Linked DNA regions of Homo sapiens: region 1 is linked to region 2. The links are chromatin loops, found by intact Hi-C in ENCODE. Cell type or tissue: B cell. All regions are shown on one strand. Each heading gives the region's core, and the rest is flanking DNA. Links, peaks and the distances in the headings are about the cores only.

Region 1 (2,925 bases), core at 147-2,646, 270 kb after region 2:
AACTTGACAAAATTCATAACATGATAAATCAAACCCAGTAACATATAAAAAGAATAATGCATTAAGACCAAGCAGTTTTTTTTTTTTTTGGAGACACAGTCTCTCTCTGTCACCCAGGCTGGAGTGCAGTGGCATGATCTTGATTCACTGCAACCTCCACCTCCCAGGTTCAAGCGATTCTCCTGCCTCAGCATTCCGAGTAGCTGGGATTACAGTTACTGGCCATCACCCCCAGCTAATTTTTGTATTTTTTTTATTTTTAGTAGAAATGGGGTTTTGCTATGTTGGCCAGGCTGGTCTTGACCTTTTGGCCTCAAGTAATCTGCCCGCCTTGGCCTCCCAAAGTGCTGGGATTACAGGCTGGAGCCACCTAGCATGGCCAGACCAAGTAGATTTTGTAACAAGATTTAAAAATCATCAGATATAATGCACCGCATTAATAGAATAAAGATACATGCTGATTATGCTAAATATAGAGAGAACATTTAATGAAAATTTAACACATACACGTGTAAATCTCTAGGAAAAAAATAGAAGAAACTTTATAATTCTTAAAAAATATGGTATGTACAAAAAGCCTAGAGCAAACATACTCAGTGGTGAAGTATTGACATTTTCCAACCTGAGCTCAGGAACCAATTAAGGGTGGTTTCAATCTTTACTTCAACATTGTACTGGAGGCATAGCTACTACAGTAGGGCAAAGAAAAAACAAAATTTACAAAGATTAGAAAGGAAGTAAGCATTCAGAGGAAGTAAAACTCATTATTTATAGGAGGCATGTTTTCTTACATAGAAAACATTCCCTGCCACCTCATAACTCTCCTCACCTCAAAATCTAAAATGTCTAAGAGACTTATCATGGTCTCTGGATAAAAGATTTGTATTGAAAAGTCAACTGCATTCTTAGAATGTTAGCAATAAATAATAAGAGCATATTATTTCCAATAGCACAGATAACCAAAATTATAGCAATAAAATGGAATACTATAGTTATGTAATAAAAAAGTAAACTACTGCTACATCCAATAAAAAGAATGAATCTTACAGATGTAATTTTGAACAAAAGAAATGGGAAGCAAAAAAAAAGCTTACTACAGTATGATTCCATTTGCTTGGAATTGAAAAACAAATTAATCTGTGCTAATAGAGATCAGGATGGTGGTTACTTTGTCGGAGTCACTTGGGAGGCTGGTAATGATCTATTTGTTCATCTAGGTGGTGACTATATACTACCTTACAAATGTATAAAACTGCATTACTGAACACTTAACATTTTTACCTTTCAGTGTATATGTATTACTTTGCTAGGGCTGCCATAGCAAAATACTACAGACTGGGTAGCTTAAATAATATAAATTTATTTTTTCCACAGTTCTGGAGCTAGGTGTCCAAGATCATTGTGTTGACAGGTTTGGTTTTCCCTGAGGCCTCCCGCCCTGGCTTGCAGATGGCTGACTTCTTGTTACTTCCTCATTTGGTCTTTTCTGTGCGCAGGCACATGCCTGTGTCCAAATTTCCTCTTTCTTATACACACAGCAGTCATATTGGGTTAGGAACCACCCGAACAGCCTCATTTCATTTGAATTACCTTTCTAAATAGGGAGAAAGATAATTATAAAGCCCCAAATACAGTCACATTCTAAGATACAGGGAATTAGCACTTCATTATATAAATTTTGACAGGCCACAATTCAGCCCATACTAGCATGTAATTTATAAATTAACAAGTAGGAAAAATACATACATTAAAGTAAAACTAAAAGGACAGGTAAGAAAATAAAGTCAAAAGTAAAGACTGAATTGGAGCAGCATGAAAGTTATGTGGAAAACCAAGAGTTTGTGATACCAGAGTATCTAAGAGAAAAATGTTTTTAAAAAGAAGACGTGTTCAAATGTTTCAAGTGCTCTTCCTAGATCAATTAACATGAGGACTCAGAAATGTAAATTGGCTTTAAAAAAAGAAGGCCATTATTGACTTTAGTGAGAGCTGTTTTACTGGAGTGGAAAGGATAAAGCCTTATGAGGGTGGGTTGAGTAGAGAATGGGAGGTAAAAAACAGAGTAAGAGTGAAAATGCTTCCTTTGAGAGGTTGCCCTGTAAATATAAATTAAATGGAAGTAGCTGGACGGAAATACGGGCTTGAAGAAGTGGTTATGGTTTGTTTTTGCTTTGGTTTCTTTGTTTTTAAAACTGGAAAAGACTTCTGCATGCTTGATCATTAATGAAATATGTAGAACAGTAAGGCAGAAGTTGAAGATATGGATCGGAGAGCAGATAATCAAGAGATGGCTCTAATAAAAAAATACTACAGAAGATAACAAATGTTGGTGAGGATGCAGAGAAATTGGAACCCTTCTATACTGTTTTCAGAAATGCAAAATGGCGCAGTCATTGTGGAAAACAGTATGGAGGGTCTTCAAAAACAGAACTACCATATGATCCAGCAATTAGACTTCCAAGGAAAAAATTGAGGAGCAGATTAACTACATATTTTGCCTTCATTTACCCTGCTGGTAATGAGGTGAATCTGGATTTGTGTTCATCTGGTTCTAAAGAATATTATCTTTTTTTACTTTTAGCACATAAAACAAACTATTAACATTCTAAGTCCAATAATTTTCATGTTAAAATATAGTTAATATTTATAACAAAGTATATGTAATATCAAGAAATAATTTGATTGTAAAGTCAAATGAGAATTTTCAGGATCCAAAATTGACCACGTAACGTGACCACAACTACATCTAGCATAATGCCAGATACTCAATAAATGTATGCTAAATAACCTGTGTTTAAAAAATAGAAAAAAAAAAACAAAATAAAATGTAACAGAATGGTTTAACATGGTTAATCTAAGTGTAATTTTTTTCTCCCTTTCTTTCCTCTACCCCAATTATTTAAATGAATAACCGTGTCGGGTGTT
Region 2 (2,925 bases), core at 231-2,730:
TGTAGAAGGGAATCATGATAATTCCCACCACCCAATTGTAGCTCCGAAAGCAAGGTCATCATTCATTCTACCTTTCCTCAAGGAAGCTAAAGGATGCCAGGAATAACAAGGCCTAATGGACAGGAGGTGGTCTGTTTTTCTAAAAAAGAATGAGATTTGTCTTAATGAAGGGTAATTAACTTCAGGAGAGATTACATAGCTTCTGCTTTTACATCATCATTATCACAAGCTTGTAAGTTTTAAATATTTCCATTTCCTTTCTGTCATTGGCTGTTCTCAAACAGTAAAGAATGCAGAATCAAATCTTGTCTATTTCATATTTTGTCTGATTCACATAATCTCTTTGAGTGCAGGGATAATGTCTTCTTTTAGATCCTTTTTAGTCTCACAATATTTGTTACTGGTCTGGATGTATATCAGGTATGACAGTTAATCTATTAATTCTGTGAACATTGGGGGTAGAATGTGTTTCTGAAAGAAATAGGGTATTTCAAGTTAGAGAACATCAGGTTAATCTTGTCTTTGCCATTTATTATATGTCCTTTTATAAGAAGGTACTTTAGTAATCTTATTCTTCTCATTTGAAAAACTGGGATTATGTTCCACAGAGAATGGGTGTAAAATTAAAATAATATACGTGATGCAAAAAAGCAGGTCCATTGCTCACTTGTTCAGAGTAGACATTAATATTCACTCTTTTTATGTTTCCTCCAGTAGGATTAGTCAAACTTCAGAAATCTTCTCAACACAGAGTTTCATACAGTATCTACCCACTAAAATGAAGTTGGTGTGTAGCTTATGATTTTTATATTGTTCCTTGCCTAATAGGAGAAAACAGCAAGCAAATAGATAATTTCAACACTATGAATACAGGGAAGGAAAGATAGAAGAGAATCCTTAATATATAAAAGAAGAAAGAGAAGGAAGTTGGAAGGGCTTTTCAAGGAGTCAGCATCAGTGAAATGAAGATGATCCTATAGCAACACAGAAGTAGAGGATACATGGGAGAATACAGAAAAAACATATGTAGCCAGTCACAGGCTAGATGACAAAAATCTTATAAGACAAGCCAATTCATGATTGGAAATCAGGGGAGTGGACTATGATTGTACTTCAGTAAAATTATTCTGACCACAATGAAGACAATGGATTGGTTTAGGGCAGGGCTTGAGCTAGCAAGATGTTTTTATGGGTTATTAAAGGAATGTAAGTGAGAGAAATTATGTCTTCAACTAAGATAACAGCAGTAGTAGTGTTGTAGAAAAACTGGGTTCTTGTCACATGACCATGAAAGATTAGGCTCAGAGACACTTCGAAGGGTGAGGGGGAGTGGAATTTATTGGGCAAAAAGGAAAAAAACTCAGCAGAGCAAGAGGGGTTCCTGTTAACAGGCCCCCATCTCACAGATTGAATCCCAGGTTACCACCCAGGAACAGGAGAGGCCAGGCTCCTCTCCTCTGCAAACTGGGCGAACTTCCCAAGGCCCCGCCCTGTCCTCCCAGTACACAGGTGGGCATTATTCAGAAAGAATCCCTCAAGGAAAAAGGGGGCCTTCATCCAGGAAGGCAGTCTGGTTTTTCAGCCTTCAGGCTATTTTAGGTTTGAAGGTGGGGTTTTCTGCCTCCTGTCTCTATTAGTAGGAATAGAGGAAGTTATTAGAGGAAGTTAGAGAGACTTGAAAAATGCTAAAAGGCAAGAACAGAGTACATCTTTTGACTGACTCTTATGAGAGAGAAGAGAAGAAGTAAAGTTGTTGCAGAAGTTGAATGGCTTTAACTGCAAGAGAGATAACAGAAATCAATGGACAAACAGAACTGGTTGAAAAAAGACAATAAGGTCTGTTGTGATGACTTTGAGGTGATGAAACGTGTATTTGAGGGAAAATCCCCAGCAGTCAAATAGAAAAACTTGCCTTGAATAAAGGAAATAAGTTAAAATAAAATCTATATCTTTAGGATCCATCAACACATAGAATATAATTAAAAATAAATTTGTGGATAAAATTGTCCAGGGTGACAGTACGGAGAAAGAAGGAGAGAATCTGAACACCAAACTTTGAAAATAGAGACATTTAAAGAAAACACTTACTAGAAGAATTCTGATAAGGAAAAGAAAATACGAAATTATGGAAGCCCACTCTACAAAAAGTTTATCTAGGGAGGAGAAAGAAATACATTATTTTTTTCAAAGAAACCAATGAAGGCTATCAAAATGGTTACCTAGGGATGTGGGTAGTGAAAATTCAGTAAAATTCACATGGAAATGGGGTAAGATGGTGTCTTGGTTTATCTGTGTTGCTATGTAGAAATACCTGAGGCTGGGTAATTTATAAAGAAAAGAGATTTATTTGGCTCACAGTTCCGCAGGCTATATAAGAAGCATAGTGTTAGCGTCTGCTTCTGGTGAGGATCTCAGGAAGCTTCCACTCATATAGGAAGGTGAACAGGATCAGGCATCACATTGTAAGAAAAGAGGAAAGAGAGATGGGAGGAAGGAGCCAGGCTCTTTTTCACAATTAAATTTCCTGGGAGCTAATAAAGCAAGAACTCACTAATTACTGTGAGAATAACATCAAGGCATTTATGAAGGATGCATCCCTAATGATCCAAACACCTCCCACCAGGCCCCATCTCCAACACTGGGAATCAAATTTCAAATCAAACTCATTCAAATCAAATTTCAACATAAGATTTAAAGGGGACAGACATCCAAACTATAATACATAGGCAAGAATCTAGGCAACTGAAACAGCTTTAGGAAAACTGAAAGGGAAGAAGAAAAAAAAGTCTTCATAGTTTCTCAACCAACTAGGGGCAATAGAGCATTCATTATTAAATGATTTATTGGGGAGTTAATTGTAAACTAAAATTGGAATAATTTCAGTGTAAATATAGTCTTCACAATCCACCACCGTATGTAAGAAGA

What was found. Hi-C counts contacts between places; a loop is a spot of excess contacts. Peaks named below come from ENCODE experiments on the same cell type or tissue, not always from the same donor. Only the 100,000 strongest peaks of a DNase experiment are listed, where the experiment ranks them.
Region 1: a loop joins it to region 2, with 4 times the contacts of the local background. A loop is called at or near these places in 1 of 110 quality-filtered maps.

The regions. Positions count from the first base shown.
Region 1 is chr10:107,684,824-107,687,748 of GRCh38, forward strand. No RefSeq gene overlaps it. Among named protein-coding and RNA genes, the nearest start is that of LINC01435, 380 kb to the right of the region's middle. RefSeq lists a silencer at 1,509-1,578. In B cell, for the core only: no CTCF peak of the experiment used is centred there; a DNase peak (open chromatin) is centred at 1,498; H3K4me3 peaks cover 640 bases; H3K27ac peaks cover 1,172 bases.
Region 2 is chr10:107,414,026-107,416,950 of GRCh38, forward strand. No RefSeq gene overlaps it. Among named protein-coding and RNA genes, the nearest start is that of SORCS1, 250 kb to the left of the region's middle. In B cell, for the core only: no CTCF peak of the experiment used is centred there; a DNase peak (open chromatin) is centred at 1,656; H3K27ac peaks cover 809 bases.